Regions from separate parts of the Homo sapiens genome. Here region 2 is linked to region 1. A link is an interaction called in ENCODE POLR2A ChIA-PET data of the cell type or tissue named here. Cell type or tissue: Panc1. All regions are shown on one strand. Each heading gives the region's core, and the rest is flanking DNA. Links, peaks and the distances in the headings are about the cores only. Region 1 holds the start of ERBB2 (erb-b2 receptor tyrosine kinase 2). Region 2 overlaps IKZF3 (IKAROS family zinc finger 3).

Region 1 (8,898 bases), core at 402-8,401:
ATCAGTGGAATGAAGCGGGCAGGAAGACTTAGTGCTCCTGAAACAAGGAATCCAGAATCCAGGAGAAGGATGGCTCAGTGGGGCTTTCAAGGGACAAGTATGGGGGTTGAAGGGGTCACTGTCCCTATACCAAATCCGAAAATATTGTGACCAGGAACCATTCTGTCCAACTCTTCTATTTCAGGTGGCAAAGCAAAGCTATATTCAAGACCACATGCAAAGCTACTCCCTGAGCAAAGAGTCACAGATAAAACGGGGGCACCAGTAGAATGGCCAGGACAAACGCAGTGCAGCACAGAGACTCAGACCCTGGCAGCCATGCCTGCGCAGGCAGTGATGAGAGTGACATGTACTGTTGTGGACATGCACAAAAGTGAGGTGAGTCGCAGGACAGAAGAGTGCTTTTTGTTTCAGCAGAGCAGCCTGGGGAGAGATAAAAGCTACTCCTGGGGCCTGGGCCTGCATTCCTGAGATGTGGGTAAGAGGGGCCCAGGGTCAGAGTGTCTGGCAAGCTTGGCTCTGCCCCTTTGCTGTCCTGGAGACTAGGGCTAATCCTGGGCTCAGGGAGTGGCCTCCCCATGGTTAGGATACAAGTGCTCATCAAGGGCCACCCCTAGGAAGGACCAATTTTCCTATCAGAAGCTTCTAAGTTATCCTCCTTTGGCCCAAAGGGACACCTCAAGCCTACTCTGAGGAACTCTTTCCAATGAACTAATTCCTACAGTCACTTCCCCAGCAACCTGTGCCTCAGCCTCAAGGCACTGTGGGGTAGGCCTCAGTTTGTGGCCTGGACATCGGACTGTGGACCAGACGACTCCTCCCGATTTCTGTTTGTTTTCAGTCCTCTGACCCCAAGCTGGCTGGTGAAGTAGGTAGAGGGAGGAGACTTTGGTGCATGCATACACACACACACACACACACACACACACACACACACACACACACACACACACACGTCTCCTGTGCCCCCCAGTCTCCATGGCTGGTCAATGATTGACTGGCATTTCACAGGCCGCTGGTTGCAGCCCCAGCCTGTTGACTTAGAGGTCACCCTCGGAAGCTAGAGCCCTGTCCTGCCTCTTCAGTGTCAGTGGTCACTCCACTGCCCACAGGCTGGGGTCTTGGGCAAAACACACGCATCTGCCCTGATCTGAGTTTGCTGCCCTCTGTCCCGCAGTCAGCCCCACTCTGTTCCCACTCCCTCTCCCCAGCCCCCTAGCTAGACCCCTCTCACCAGCACCCCTTTCCCTTCCCTGAGGGTCCCCCTCGCTGTCTTTGTCCCTCAGACATCCTCTTTCCTGGGCTCTCCTGCCAGGCCCTGCTGGAGGGACAGTTAAGGAGGAAATCGAATCAGCAGCGCCCACCCCTGCCCCCCTTCCTCTCCTCTTGTCAGACACCAGACGAGGTTTTTTCCTCTGGCTTCCCAGCTCTGAATGGGCTCATTCTTTTTCAGAGGCTCGGCCCCTCTCGAGCCTCCTCCCCAGGGCGTGAGTTCTGACCCCAGCTCCTCCCCCCATCCCCACTCCAGCCCCCTCTCCAGCTTGCTCCACCCTCTCTACCGCCCACCGGGACTGGGCATTGTCTGCCAGTCCGGGTTTCTTCCTGGGATTTGGGATGCAGAGAGGATGGGTTTGCTTGGGCGGGGGGGTGGAGAGTGAAGGGGGGAAGCAGGATCTTTGTAGAGGGAGGGACCTACAGTTACCTGGACTTCTTTCCTCTGTCTCCCCTCTTGGTACCCTTGACTGGGGCTCTTGAGGGTAATGGGTGAAGCCAAATCTGCCATGGCTCAGTTCCCAGCTCAGCTCTGTGACCTTGGGAAAGTTCCTTTAGCTCGTGGAATCTCAAGGCTCAAGGTTCCTCTTCTGCAAAATGGGGAATGATAACACCTGCCTCCTCTGGAGTCTTGGGGACTCAGTGTTCTGAGGAACGTGGCTGTAGGTCAGAGTGGCACAGAGTAGGGTCCAATGAAGCATGGCGTCCACAGTAGCTTTCCTGACTGGACTAACCTTTCCGGACACAACAGCAGGGCAGGGGTGGGGCCTGGGGAGAAAGGACACCTCTAACCCTGATCCTAACATCCCGATGGCCTCTAAGGCTGCCTGCACACTCATCCAGGTGCAAGCCCTCCAAGGTGTGGTGTGATGAACCAGTGACTCCTGGAGCCAGGTCAGCGCATCCTCTTCCCGCAGGGCTGTAAGCTGCAGGACTGAGAGGCAGGTTGACCAGGTCCTGGGCTGGATGATGGGGTGAGAGTAAGGGGTCAGTTTTGATACATGCCCAACTTTTCTCTCTAGCCCTAAGACATCCTGGGCAAATTGCTTACCTCAGTTCCCCTGATCCTCACCCTAACCCTAACACCAGCTCAAGAGAAAATAGGGATATTGATGGCCATCCAGAAGGGCTGCTGTGTTCCATACACAGCAATATTTCTCGAATGTTTGTGACAGCGGTCCAAGGAATAAGTTAATTTTACATTATCACTCTGGATACCTGTACAAAACTCCACCTTATCCTTACTATATGAATGTGCTAGGGTTGTTTTTTTGTTTTGTTTTTTTTTTTTTTTTTTGAGACAGAGTTTCGCTCTTGTTGCCCAGGCTGGAGTACAATGGCGCGATCTTGGCTCACCGCAACCTCCGCTTCCCAGGTTCAAGCGATTCACCTGCCTCAGCCTTCCCGAGTAGCTGGGATTACAGGCATGCGCCACCATGCCCGGCTAATTTTGTGTTTTTAGTAGAGACAGGGTTTCTCCATGTTGGTCAGGCTGGTACCAAACTCCCGACCTCAGGTGATCCACCTGCCTTGGCCTCCCAAAGTGCTGCAATTACAGGCATGAGCCACCGCACCCAGCCGTGCTAGGGTCTTTTTCTGTTCAATTCCTTTCTCTCTCTTGCTCTCTTTCTTTCTTTCAATGGAGTCTTACTCTGTCACCCAGGCTGGAGTGCAGTGGCAAGATCTCAGCTCACTGCAACCTCTGCCCTCTGAGTTCAAGCAATTCTCCTGCCTCAGCCTCCCGAGTAGCTGGGATTACAGGTGCCTGCCACCACACCTAGTTAATTTTTGTACTTTTAGTAGAGATGGGGTTTTGTCATGTTGGCCAGGCTGGTCTCGAACTCCTGACCTCGTGATCTGCCTGTCTTGGCCTCCCAAAGTGCTGGGATTACAGGCATGAGCCGCCATACTCGGCCAACTTTGTATTACTTTCTTAAAGAGAGTTTCCCAAATTATATAAGCTTCAGGCCCCACAAAACCTAGATCTGCCCCAGTATAACTAAATCTGGGACCATTTATTGAGCAATTATTATGTGCCAAGTATTGCGCTGAGTGCTTCCAGAGCATTATCTCCTTTAACCCCAGCATAGTATGTCAGATGCTGTTTTACAGATGAGCCAACTGAGACCAGAGATGCTCAGTCACTTGCCCAAGGTGACATGACTGATATGGAATAGAGTCAAGATTTTTTTTTTTTTTTTTGACACGGAGTCTCACTCTGTCTCCCAGGCTGGAGTGCAGAGGCGCAATCTCAGCTCACTGCAAGCTCTGCCTCCCAGGTTCACGCCATTCTCCTGCCTCAGCCTCCTGAGTAGCTGGGACTACAGGCACCCGCCACCACACCTGGCTAATTTTTTGTATTTTTAGCAGAGACAGGGTTTCACCGTGTTAGCCAGGATGGTCTCGATCTCCTGACCTCGTGATCTGCCTGCCTCGGCCTCCCAAAGTGCTGGAATTACAGGTGTGAGCCACCGCGACTGGCCAGATTCAAGATTTGAACCCAGGTCCTCTTGGTCCCAGAGGCCCCTGTTTCTCAACTCCCTAGGATGGCATAGCAACCTGTCCCACAAGAGGTGCCTGCTTTAAGTGTGCTCAGCACATGGAAGCAAGTTTAGAAATGCAAGTGTATACCTGTAAAGAGGTGTGGGAGATGGGGGGGAGGGAAGAGAGAAAGAGATGCTGGTGTCCTTCATTCTCCAGTCCCTGATAGGTGCCTTTGATCCCTTCTTGACCAGTATAGCTGCATTCTTGGCTGGGGCATTCCAACTAGAACTGCCAAATTTAGCACATAAAAATAAGGAGGCCCAGTTAAATTTGAATTTCAGATAAACAATGAATAATTTGTTAGTATAAATATGTCCCATGCAATATCTTGTTGAAATTAAAAAAAAAAAAAAAAGTCTTCCTTCCATCCCCACCCCTACCACTAGGCCTAAGGAATAGGGTCAGGGGCTCCAAATAGAATGTGGTTGAGAAGTGGAATTAAGCAGGCTAATAGAAGGCAAGGGGCAAAGAAGAAACCTTGAATGCATTGGGTGCTGGGTGCCTCCTTAAATAAGCAAGAAGGGTGCATTTTGAAGAATTGAGATAGAAGTCTTTTTGGGCTGGGTGCAGTTGCTCGTGGTTGTAATTCCAGCACTTTGGGAGGCTGAGGCGGGAGGATCACCTGAGGTTGGGAGTTCAAGACCAGCCTCACCAACGTGGAGAAACCCTGTCTTTACTAAAAATACAAAAAATTAGCTGGTCATGGTGGCACATGCCTGTAATCCCAGCTGCTCGGGAGGCTGAGGCAGGAGAATCACTTGAACCAGGGAGGCAGAGGTTGTGGTGAGCAGAGATCGCGCCATTGCTCTCCAGCCTGGGCAACAAGAGCAAAAGTTCGTTTAAAAAAAAAAAAAAGTCCTTTCGATGTGACTGTCTCCTCCCAAATTTGTAGACCCTCTTAAGATCATGCTTTTCAGATACTTCAAAGATTCCAGAAGATATGCCCCGGGGGTCCTGGAAGCCACAAGGTAAACACAACACATCCCCCTCCTTGACTATCAATTTTACTAGAGGATGTGGTGGGAAAACCATTATTTGATATTAAAACAAATAGGCTTGGGATGGAGTAGGATGCAAGCTCCCCAGGAAAGTTTAAGATAAAACCTGAGACTTAAAAGGGTGTTAAGAGTGGCAGCCTAGGGAATTTATCCCGGACTCCGGGGGAGGGGGCAGAGTCACCAGCCTCTGCATTTAGGGATTCTCCGAGGAAAAGTGTGAGAACGGCTGCAGGCAACCCAGGCGTCCCGGCGCTAGGAGGGACGCACCCAGGCCTGCGCGAAGAGAGGGAGAAAGTGAAGCTGGGAGTTGCCACTCCCAGACTTGTTGGAATGCAGTTGGAGGGGGCGAGCTGGGAGCGCGCTTGCTCCCAATCACAGGAGAAGGAGGAGGTGGAGGAGGAGGGCTGCTTGAGGAAGTATAAGAATGAAGTTGTGAAGCTGAGATTCCCCTCCATTGGGACCGGAGAAACCAGGGGAGCCCCCCGGGCAGCCGCGCGCCCCTTCCCACGGGGCCCTTTACTGCGCCGCGCGCCCGGCCCCCACCCCTCGCAGCACCCCGCGCCCCGCGCCCTCCCAGCCGGGTCCAGCCGGAGCCATGGGGCCGGAGCCGCAGTGAGCACCATGGAGCTGGCGGCCTTGTGCCGCTGGGGGCTCCTCCTCGCCCTCTTGCCCCCCGGAGCCGCGAGCACCCAAGGTGGGTCTGGTGTGGGGAGGGGACGGAGCAGCGGCGGGACCCTGCCCTGTGGATGCCCCGCCGAGGTCCCGCGGCCGGCGGGGCCAGAGGGGCCCGGACGAGCTCTCCTATCCCGAAGTTGTGGACAGTCGAGACGCTCAGGGCAGCCGGGCCCTGGGGCCCTCGGGCGGGAGGGGGCAGTTACACGGCAGCGGCTCGAGATGGCCCATCCAAGAGACTGGCGCTTTCCAGGCTCCGAGGGGCTCCGGGAACTTGTCAAAGAAGTTCTCTGAAATTGTTCAGAAAGTTTTCCCGCAAAGGGTGTATTGCGTAGAGCGCGCGCGCGCGTTTCCCCCCTTCTTGAGCCCCCTCAAGCTTTCTCAAAGCCTTTCCAGTTGGCAGCCTCCGCCTCCGGACTGGCCTGGGCTGGATTCCTTGGGGGGGTCCTCTGCCCTGCCCCTCCTCCAGCCCCTCCCCGCTCCCCTTCAGACGATTTTGGTTTGGTTGCTCCTGCTTCTGGCGGGGTCGGGTGTGTGTGTGTGTGGTGGAGTGGAGGGTGGCATAGCAACCTGTCCCAACCAGAGCCGGGGAGGAAAGGGTGGCCCGGAGGGTGGCCTCTTGCTGGGGTCTGGGTTGGGGGCGGGGGAGACGTTTGCTTTGAACAGATTCTTGGGGCCAGCTTAGGGACTGTGCTCTGTGACTTTTGGAGCGCGTGGACCATGGAGGGGTGGGGGTGGGTTTCTTGGGGTGTAAAGTGGGAGAGTTCCCAGAGAAGGAAGCTAAGAAATAAGGCCAGATGGGAGCCTAGGGAGGGCTGCGTTGTTCTGCTGCCTTTTCCTTGGTGCTGTGCGTGGGGAAGGGTGAGTGGGGGCAGTGTGTATCCTGACCCATCTGTCCACCTGTGTGCATTAATCATAAAAGCTAACATATAGCCTGGGCCAGGTATACTCTGCCAGGAACTGTTTGTGGTGTTTTGCATGCATTCTCCTTTAATCCTAGAACACCCCTATAGTGGAAGTTCTGCCAGCATTCTGGACTGAGTAGCAGTCCAGAGGTTGAGTAGCAGCTAGTAAGTGGTGGGGTCAAGATGGGACCCCAGGCAGTGCGACCCCCAACCATGCATTCGAAATCGCTATATGGATGAGTGCACCTGGAGCAATGAGGGACACTGCTCCCTGAGTCACTGGGCTGCAGGGGAGACAAAATGAAAGTGTTCTGGGAGTCGTGGGTGGTCTCCATAGGTCAGAGGGTCTGGGGAGGGAGTGGGTGTCATCGTGGCTGTGTGTTGCCCGAGGGGCCCTCTGTGAGTGAGTGCATGGCCGTGTTATCTCTGCAGGTCTACGCCAGGGTGTTCCTCAGTTGTGTGGTCTTTGTATTTGTGTGTCTGGGCTTTGTGTTGCCAAACAGCAGTCTCTCTGCTGACTTGGGGACACAGGCTGAACTCTGTCCTCTGCAGGAACTCCCTTAAGGTGCTGGGCCAGATCTGCCATAAACAGAGGGAGGTAGCCTTCTATGGCCACGCCTTCTTGCTGAGGAAGAAGGTTCCTCTCTTCCAGGGAGTACATCCTTGCCCTCCCTGTTTCCCAGACAAGCATCTTCACCTCTCATCTTCTGATGAGAAGGGTGAGGCCATACTGAGCTGTCAGGCTGAGCTGCTGCCCTTCCTCACCTTGGGCTGGGAGTTGATCAGGGAATGGCAGTTGCTGCAGAGCTGGATTTGAGGGCTGGGTTCTCTGGATGGGGCCTCCTCATGTCCTCACCCCTCAACCTGCACTATTGATTGTGTTGTGCAGGAGTTAGTTAAAAAGTCATTGCACAGCCTGGGCAACAAGGCAAAACTCTGTACAAAAAATACAAAAATTAGTTGGATGTGATTACACGTGCCTGTAGTCCCAGCTACTCCGGAGGCTGAGGCAGGAGGATCACCTGAGCCCAGGAAGTTGAGGCTTGCAGTGAGCTGTGATTGCAAATGCTCTCCAGCCTGGGTGACAGTGTGAGACTCCGTTTCAGAAAAAAAGTATACCACCCAGCTGCCTCCAGCACCCAGATTTTACCCAAGGGGTGAGGTCTGGGGCAGGAATGTGGGGGAAGGGGAGGCCTAGGGGGAGCCCCAGAGGGGTCAGGATTTTTCTGAAATCCTTTCTTAGAGGTATGGGTTTTACAAATTGCAGCAAATACATCCTTTTAATCTTGCAGAACTCCTTCATATTTTAATTCCAGTATGATTCTTCCAACAGCCTCCTCTCTTTACTATACTTGGGGAAAGTACTCATTTTATTTGTCAAGAAAAAAACAATTGAAAAGATAGGGATCAAATGTAAAAAGAAAAAATACGTGGCATTCCAAAGTCAAACACAAAGCATGTTTAATTTTCTCGTGGTTTGGGATTACCCATATTCCTGCTGTATGAACCTGTCTTGTCTTAACTTTTAAGAAATGTACGGTGTACTTCCTATATGCTAGGTTTTTATCCATGCTTTCATTTAATCTCTGTGACAGTCCTGTGAAGTAGGTGCACAGATGAGAAAATGGAAGTTCAGAGAAATGAAGCAACTTATCCAAGGCTCCCAGCTACCCAGTAATGTCCAGGGAATTTTTGGACTCTGAAGAGGAGGCATTAAGAGGTGGTTAGAGTCTTATTCCAGCCAACAATAATGGGTTGAACAAAGCCTTAGGGGCAGGCAGGTGGCCAGATGGGAGGAGAAGCGCTCCTCTTGTTCAGGCGAATGACCTTTCCATCCACTTCTCTAGGCTGTAGAAAGTGGAGCTGAGCTGGGGGCCCTGAGGTTCCCTCTTGACTTCAGAGTCCTCTCCCTTCCTGTCCAGCCAATGCCTGTCTTCCTTTTGGGCCCTACCAGCATGACAGGGGGCTGCGGGCAGGAGGGGACAGAGGCCACGTTGACACACAGGGCTGTGGGTGAGAGAGACAGCTGAAGTGTCAGCGTGAGGGGCCAGTGTGGGGCTGCGGCTGGGAGGGCTGGGGTGGGGCCCAGGGTAGTTGTGCCTGTCCTTGGGTGATGGAATGATCTGGAAAGAGATTCCTTCCCTGCCCTCCACCTGTGAGAAGCCCCTCTAGAGTGACATCTCCATCTTATGTTTGGCCACCCATCCTCCCCCTGGGAAGAGAGCCGAGGTGGGGTAAGGGATGTGTACTCTTTCAAGGAGTGGGAGAATTATTCTAGCGAATGTTTGTGTTGTCCCAGTTCTGTTTACAAAGCCTCGTCATGTTTACAGATGGCTGCGCAATTCATTACCTCATTTAACTCTCATGTACCTCCTCTGAGGGAGTAAGAGCTGTTACAGCCAAGTTTAGGTCAGTAAATATTCACCAAGTTGCAGGTACTGCAGGGCATAGAGATGAATCCGATTTAGCTTCTGCCCTGGAGGTCTGGGAACTTGCTCAAGATCACT
Region 2 (8,898 bases), core at 330-8,329, 110 kb after region 1:
GATCCGCTTTTATGTAGTTGATGTGTTCATAAAATGTTTCATGCAAAACCAATAACACTGTCCCGCTGATTAACATTCTACATTCAGAAATGTTTATTTTGCCCTGATTTCAGTTGTCAGTGACTGGCAACACCCGTTCATTTAATAAAGGCAGAAAATCTTAAAGACCTGGCAACAAATACTTGAATATATTTGGGGAACTGCCTGATAGTATCCTGAAGTCTTTTGTAAAGTGAATAAACCTTTTATAGTATGAATAATCTCATGTTTTGGTTTTGTAAATTCTAATCTTCTTATAATATATATCAGGTTTCTTAGACATACATCTTAAGTTGACACTTAGAAGACTATCAAGAAGCCTCATAGACACTGGTGAAAGTTTATTTCTTAAGTCAGGTGGTGGGTGTATGGATGTTTTCTTATTATTCTTTAATCTATACATGTAATTATACTTGCCTTTTTGTACATATGATCTATTTTATAATAAAAAAAGTTAAAGGCTTCCTGAATACCTTTTTTATAACTGAACTTGTGGAGAAAAGAATATACCAAACCACAAATTGCTGATAAAGGTAATTGCTATACATTCCCAGAGGCAGGGAAAAGATGTCTAAATTGAATCTAACCCATAGGAAATTAGATTAAACTAAACTTTCTAAAGGAGCTACTCTAGGGTACAATTGCTCCCATCTTTGTCTATGTTTTCAGGCCTCTTAGGAAGATGACACACACGAACACACACACACACCCCAGAGAGAATTTTGTAGGCTGAAGAGAACAAAGGTTTGGCTCACTGGGGCTGATGCACATGGTTTCATTTCCTGGGGTGATGGTTATCACATGAAAGGCTTGTACTCCAGAGCAGACATTTTTGGTTTCACCTGAGACACTGCAAAAACAATGGGTCCTGGAAAGGATCCAACATCTAAATCCTTCAGGGGCAATAGCAGTCTCAGCCAACTGTGCCTCAGTTTGTTTTTACAGGCACATAAAATGCTCAGTTGGAGAGAAGAACCTATCAAAGATGGCAAACAGAATAGACAACTTGGGTATCTTGGAGAGCATGTTGATACTAGGAATTTCCCAGTGGAAAAAAGAGATTCTGAATTTCCACCTTAAACTATGAGATCTCAGAATCCAACTCTACGAAGGACAAAGTTGGAAGTAATATCCTCAGGTCTGCCGGAGATATTGTGAGAAGGGACAAAACAAGATAGAGGCTGTTAGGGAAGGCACAAAAGGGTGATGTTATTTAAGTGTTTTACAAGGATCGGGGGTCATAACCATGAAATCTTCAGCAAATGCAAAAGTCAACTGGATAACAAAGAAGCTTAATCATCTTAATGTGGCATTTTAATGATGCCACTGATTTGCTATGCCAATTCAGAGATAATGAGGCCCTAATGCTACAGATGTTCAGCCAGGCTAAAAGAAAGGGGGTGGGGGGGGGCTTTTCTAGCACGCCATTTTCTAACTATCCAATTAAACAAATTGTGAAAGCATCTAAATAGTTTACCAGGTTTTGACAGCTGTTAATAGGATTTAGAAGCTTGAAGCACTAAAGAGCAAAATGGGAAATATATGTATTGTAGGTATTCAGTCTACAAAGTTTGTTACTGTCGCCCAATCTAGCACAAACAGATGAACTAGAACAGTTTTCCTTATAAAATTAATGTCTATACTTCTCTCCCACAATGACCTCTTTGTATTAGGAAGAAGAACACTGAAACGATGGGTCATTTTCATTTTCTAATTTACATTTTTGCATGTAAAGTAATGAGAGAGAGAAACCGATGATATTTTTAGAACTAAAGAGTAAGGAAAGTTTTAATATTTGCTAACCAGTAAAATTATAAAGCTTCAATGCAAACTAAACTTTTGGTCATTGATTTATAAAATCTATTATGTTTTCTTTTTTTCTCTTTTAAAATTTAAAATAATGGACGTCTGTTAATTTTGAAAATGCCTATTTTTAAATTAGGAAAAAACTGGAAAAGGTAAATCAGGCTAACAAGAGATGAAATACTGGCAGGGCGCAGTGGTTCACGCCTGTAATCCCAGCACTTTGGGAGGCTGAGGCAGGCGGATCACGAGATCAGGAGATCAAGACCATCAAGACATGGTGAAACCCTGTCTCTACTAAAAATATAAAAAATTAGCCGGGCATGGTGACGGGCACCTGTAGTCCCAGCTACTCGGGAGGCTGAGGCAGGAGAATGCTGTGAACCCGGGAGGCGGAGCTTGCAGTGAGCCAAGATCGCACCACTGCACTCCAGCCTGGGTGACAGAGTGAGACTCCATCTCAAAAAAAAAAAAAAAAAAAAAAAAAGAGAGATGAAATACTGATATCTCAATACAGGTTTGGATAAAATTCTATAGATTTAAGTTCTCATTGAAATACATTTTTGGCCAGGTGCAATAGCTTACATCTGTAACTCCAGCACTTCAGGAGGCAGAGGTGGGAGGATCGCTTGGGCCCAGAAGTTTGAGACCAGCCTAGGCAACAAAGTAAGACCCTGTCTCTACAAAAAATCAAAAAATTAGCCGGATGTGGTAGTGTGTGCCTGTTGTCCCAGCTACATAGGAGGCTAAGGCAGGAGATTCCCTTGAACTCAGGAGGTCAAGGCTGCAGTGAGCTGTGTTCATGCCATTGCACTCTAGCCTGGGAGACAGAGCGAGACCCTGTCTCAAAAAAAAAAAAAAGAAAAAAAATTAAAGTCATGAGAAAATAGCCAGGTATGGTAGAATACCTGGGAATAGCTGGGAATACAGCATGCCTGTAGTCCCAACTACTCAAGAGGCTGAGAAGGGAGGATCACCTGAGCCTGGAGAGGTCCAGGCTGCAGTGAGCTGTGATCATGCCACTGTACTCCAGCCAGCCTGGGCAACAGAATGAGACCTGTCTCAAAAAAAAAAAAAAAAAAGAATCTAAACTGGCCATCAGTAAATCACATCACTTCAAACACAAGAGCATTAGCATGTAAAAAGTTTCATTTGCAAAGGAACTACCCTCAATTTTACTAATAACATTAATTTTTGCCTTATCTGACTATCAAATAGCTCATTCATGGGCATAATAATAAAAATAATTTTGCTTAATAATTTCAGTGCAATTCTTTGCTTCCCCATTAGAAGAAGAGGAGATTTACTACTTTTACAACAGAAATACACTATACATCAGCAGTAGGTAAGGTTCCAGCTGCTCAGCTGGGCTAAGCTCTTCAAATGTCATGGGGCCAGGTATAATTCTTTATCTAGAATTGTGAGGACTGAAGGCCATGATGTATGAAAGGTCTTTCTAAACTATAAAGAGTCTACAAGTATATTGTTTCATTTCTGCCCATTATAACAATTACTTTTTCTATTGATTATTTTCATCTATGTATTAAACTCTTTTGTATTTATATTTTTGAGAAATAACTGCTACCCATCAAAAAACAATGGATGAAATACATTTAAAGAGGCTGAAGTTTTAGATGTTGCCTAAACAAGCATAGACTAAAGTAGTTACCTGGTAGAAACTTCATTTGTAAATCCGAAAGAAAAAAAACTTCCTTTTTCATTCAAAATTCCCTTGCATAGAATATTCACTCTATCTTTTTTTTTTTTTTTTGAGACAGAGTTTCGCTCTTGTTGCCCAGGCTGGAGTGCAATGGCGCGATCTCGGCTCACAGCAACCTCCACCTCCCGGGTTCAAGCCATTCTCCTGCCTCAGCCTCCGGAGTAGCTGGGATTACAGGCATGTACCACCATGCCCTGCTAATTTTGCATTTTTAGTAGAGGCAGGGTTTCTCCATGTTGGTCAGGCTGGTCTCGAACTCTGGACCTCAGATGATCCGCCCACCTCGGCCTCCCAAAGTGCTAGGATTACAGGCGTGAGCCACCGCGCCCAGCCACTCTATCTTTTTTAAAAACAGGAATGAAAAAGTTTAAAGCATGTTAAAATACAATTCTTAGTAAAATTCAAAAACTGTCATCCAAATACAATTGGCTAAAAAACATTCTGACTGTCACAATACCAAACTCAGGGTCACAGGTAAAGGAAGGAATGAAAAAGTCTTCTATATCCAGAGCATAAGTAGTTCTTGGTGTATATAGCATGTTTTGTGTTATATCACAATTAGTGTATTTATCTCCCATATAGACTAGGAGTATTTTCAAGGTGGGGACCAGGTTTAAATAATATTTGTGTCCCCAGAACCTAACAAGGGCCTCGTTACTTTAGAAATTGAATGAATGGGCCGGGTGTGGTGGCTCATGCCTGTAATCCCAACACTCCAGCACTTTGGGAGGCCAAGGCGGGCAGATTATTTGAGGCCAGCAGTTCGAGACCAGCCTGGCTGACATGGTGAATCCCTGTCTCTACTAAAAATACAAAACATTAGCTGGGCATAGTGGCACGCGCCTGTAATCCCAGCTACTCAGGAGGCTGAGGCAAGAGAATCGCTTGAACCCAGGAGGCAGAGGTTGCAGTGAGCCAAGATAGCTCCACTGCACTCCAGCCTGGGTGAGAGCGAGACTCTGTCTCAAAAAAAAAAAAAAAAGAAATTGAATGAATGAATGAATGAACTTCTTGGGCAGCCTGAACCAATTTAGTGATGATAACTAGGCCAGGCAGAGAAGAAGTAGTAGATCACAATAGACCCCTAACTTGTCTACAAGATTCTGATGCTGTCATGCAGTATGTAGTTTCTCTTAATGCATCAGAATAAGGTCCATGGCCCACAGTGATAGCCAGTCATCTAGTTGACTTCTTTGCCCATTGTGGTCTGGCTTCTGCCCTTCCTGCTCCACCATTTTGCAATAGGATGCCACTGGCCAGTCCCTGCTTTTTAAATCTCTTTCCTTGGCTTATTCTTTGCTGGTCCTACTCCTACCTCACTTATTTACTTATATCCTCTGTTTATTCCTCTTTCTCTATCTCCTAGATGTGAATTATTTCCTAGGGCCTATTTCTTGAAACTTTTGCCTTTTCACTTTACATACTCTGTCTCCTGATCCAAGTTTTTATTGCTGTTGACTCTCAAATTTTTATTTCCGGTAGACCTGGAAAGCCATAGACATATACTTCCTGACATGTACAATCACTTCCTGAATTTCCAACACTTATCTCACACTCAACAAGTTGCAAACAAGCTCCTTATCTCTCCCATTTCTTCTCCGCTTTTCCTATAATATTCCCCGTTGTCCTCTCTACATAGTGGCTGTTTGATGTCAACGTCTGTATATTATGCTGCTTCTATCAACATTTAGCACTGATACAGAGCTCAGTGACTACTTACCAAACAAACAAGGAAGTAAGGAAGGAAAGAAGATAAGAAGGAGGAAAGGAAAGCGTGAACAACTATACTATTATTTGCTTCAAGTACAAAATTAGGGTTGACAGTGTTTTTAAAAATTGTACAGATTGCAATTTTGCCTAAAGCTAGCATATTAGCCGAAGACAGAGGGAAAAAATAAATTGTTATTTCTAACTCAAGGTATAACAATCAGACCCAAAGCGTATAAAGGATTCTTGGATGAGAAGGAAATGAGTATAAGGATTAAGAATTAGAAGACTCTTGTTCTTTTTAGCATTACATTAAAATACAAAATAAAAATTAACATTTACCATCTGTAACATATTATTTAGACTTTTACCCATCTCTGGTTCTTCCCTTCCTTCTTCCCTGGTTCTCAAATAATGGAATTAGAGCACTGAGAAATAATAGAAGAAACTCAGCACTGACTTCTCCTGGGTGAATGTACAACATTAAAAGCACACAAGGGAATGAGCTATCTTGTCACTGGAACATGTTCATCCCTGGGGATAAAGTGTAACAACTGCTTAACAGCTGCCCAGTAACATACTTCAAGGCTGCAAGCAAAGATGCATCCTAGCTCTACTGGAAACTGCAGAGGGAATATTGTCTGGCAGAATAAAACTAGAATAGAATCTGGCCAACAAACTGCAATCTATGTCCTTTCTATTTCAAACAGCAGCTTCTAATGATCACAGAGAGGTTTCTACTAACAATATTCAAGTAATATTGGATGGGTATTGGTAATTACAGGGAAGGAACAATATGGTATTTAACTTATTTTTTTCCACTGAAAATAGAGTTGAATGACTTCTTTTTTTTTAAGTTTCTGATAAAAGAGCATGGGCTTTGGAGTAAGACAGAACCCAGGTTCAAGTTGTACTAACTAGCTGTGTGACCTCAGCAAGTAATTTGACTTCCGTGAATTTTCTCATTTGTGTTGCAGTAATGATAATATCTATACCTAATAGGGCTGTTACAGTAATGAAATTAAGCAAAATAATGTATATATAGGCGTAGCATAGTAGCTGGCACATAATATGTTCATGACCTTGAGACAGGCAAAGATTTCTTAGATACAGCACTGAAAACATGATTCATAAATGAAAATATCCTGCAACTCAGTAAGACAAATAATCCAATTTTAAAATGCACGAAAGTAGTCTTTAGCTTTTCTAAGGTAATAAATAAAATTTTTAAAACGCACAAAAGATGTGAATTAACATTTCACCAGGAAATTATATGAATGGACAACAGACCAATGAAAAGATGCTCATCATCCTCAGTCATTAGAGAAGTGTGAATTAAAACCATAATGAGATTCCACTTCACACCTGCTAGAATGGCTACTATAAAAAAGACACAATAAAGAGCGCTGGCAAGGATGTGAAGAAAATGGAACCCTCATCCGTTGCTGGTGGGAGTGTAAAATGATACAGTCATTTTGGAAAACAGTTTGGCAGTATGGTGGGCAGCCTTCTAAAACGGCTCCTAGCATTCACACCCTTGTGTAATATTCCCCTCCAGTGTGGGCTGGACCTAGGTGATTGCTTCTAATGAAAAAAACATGGAAAAGTGATGGAAGGTGTCTCTTCTGTGTTTAGGTTATAAAAGACTGTGACTTCCATCTCTCTCTCTCTTTCTCTCTGTGGTGTTTCTTGCAAGCTTCTCAGATGAAGTAAGCTGGAGAGCAAGGAGCTGAAGGCAGTGTCTGGCCAACCTCCAGTGAAGAAACGAGGCCTTCAGTCTAACAGCCTTCAGGAACTGAATCCTGACAACAACCACATGAGTGAGCTTGGAAACTGATCCTTCCCTAGTCAAGTCTTTAGATGAGACCACAGTTCAGGTCAGTATCTTGTTAGCAGCCTTGGGAGAGACTGAAGCAGAGGACCCAGATATGCTGTGCCTGTATTCCTGAGATAATATGTTTTAAGTTGCTAGGGTTTGGGGTCATTTGTCACACAGCAATCAATAACTAATATAGGGGTAGTTTCTTATAAAATTAAACATAAATTTACCATACAAGCCAACAATTCTAGGTATCTGCTCAAAAGCAGTGATAACCTATGTCCACATAAAGACTTGTACATAAATGTTCATAGAAGCTAAAAAATGCAAACAATTGAATGTCCACCAAACAGTGAATTGATAATCAAAATGTACTATATAAATACAATGATATTCTTTTTTTTTTTTTTTTTGACAGAGTCTCACTGTCACCCAGGCTGGAGTGCAGCGGCATGATCATGGCTCACTAGGCAGCCTCGACCTCCTAGGCTCAAGCAATCCTCCCACCTCAGTCTCCTGAGTAGCTGGGACTATTTAAATTTTTTTTTTTTTTTTTTTTTTTTTGTAGAGACGGGGCCTCTATATGTTTCCAGCTACTCGGGCGGCTGAGGTGGGAGGATCACTTGAGCCCAGGAGTTTGAGACCAGCCTAGGCAACACAGTGAGATCCCATCTCAAAAATTTTAAGAAAAAAGAAATAAAAGAAACAAACTACTGATACATGCAGCAACATAGATGAACTTCAAAAACATTATGCTAAGTAAAAGAAGCCAGAAACAAAATATTACATATGGTATTATTCCATTTATATGAAATACCCAGAAACAGTAAATCTTTAGAGACAGAAATAATTAGTGGTTGCCTGAGGCTGCAGGCAAGAATGGGGATCAACTACAAACAAGTACAAAGGGTTTTTTAGGGTGATGGAAATGTTCTAAAACATGGTGGTAGTTGTACAGCTCTGTAAATTTACTAGAAAAGTCATTGAATTGAACATTTAAAGTATGTAAATTATAACCACATTAAAGCTGTTTTAAAAAGAAATCTATACAGATAAACAAAACAAAATAAAATTGATAGCTCTGATACTGACTCTGATACTGACTCTGTCTCAAAATGGGAATGTTTAGCTACCCATTCACCAATGATTACAAGAAGCATCATGGTAAGTATAGTTTCTGAGCTATGATTACTTCCATATGACAAATGCTCAGAAGACTATTTTTAACTCCTTTTGTTCCTGTACAACTGATTTCATTCCCTTTCAACAAAATTAACAAGAATTAGCTTGTTGAAAAACACAAGGGCACCCGCTACTTGACAGTAGGAAAGGAAGGTTAAAAAATCAAGTATAAAAGAGTTGGCCTGATTGGACATTTCCCATACTTAGTTATTTTATTATCGATTTCAGACAAATACCTAACTACTGATTTTTGCTCTTTCTAAATTGGGCTAAAATTCATAAGGATCCAGATACATAAGGATATATTACTTCTTTGTTATATTTTGTGCTTTTATGGACCATACTGTCTCACTTTCTGTTCTGTTAATAATTTAGTGTGTTTTACTAGGCTGTGGTTATTAATTAGTTAATGAGCACTATCTCTGGACTGCAAAGCAGCAGTGATATAAATGCACCTGGGGAAGTTCACTGAGGGTTCATTCAGGAATGTGAGTTCTCTCGTAAGACAAAATAAGAAAATAAAGAATTATCTTTTCTTTACAGTCTGAGAGAGAGAGAGAACTAGTACAACCTGAAGGACTAGAACCGGAAAATCAAGCTGATGGTAAGTAAGGAATAGGTCATATAA

The links. Peaks named below come from ENCODE experiments on the same cell type or tissue, not always from the same donor. Only the 100,000 strongest peaks of a DNase experiment are listed, where the experiment ranks them.
Region 2: POLR2A ChIA-PET joins it to region 1 with 6 read pairs; 2 of 35 experiments call an interaction of 5 or more read pairs at or near these places.

The regions. Positions count from the first base shown.
Region 1 is chr17:39,694,804-39,703,701 of GRCh38, forward strand. It overlaps ERBB2 (erb-b2 receptor tyrosine kinase 2), which reads left to right and starts at 5,261. Exons shown (of 27, transcript NM_004448.4): 1 at 5,261-5,508. The coding sequence starts at 5,436. RefSeq lists a silencer at 1,353-1,647 and enhancers at 6,243-6,744, 6,745-7,244. In Panc1, for the core only: no CTCF peak of the experiment used is centred there; no DNase peak of the experiment used is centred there; H3K4me3 peaks cover 2,419 bases; H3K27ac peaks cover 1,884 bases.
Region 2 is chr17:39,799,918-39,808,815 of GRCh38, forward strand. All of the region lies in intron 3 of IKZF3 (IKAROS family zinc finger 3), which reads right to left. Among named protein-coding and RNA genes, the nearest start is that of IKZF3, 60 kb to the right of the region's middle. RefSeq lists a silencer at 845-1,045. In Panc1, for the core only: no CTCF peak of the experiment used is centred there; no DNase peak of the experiment used is centred there; H3K27me3 peaks cover 1,317 bases.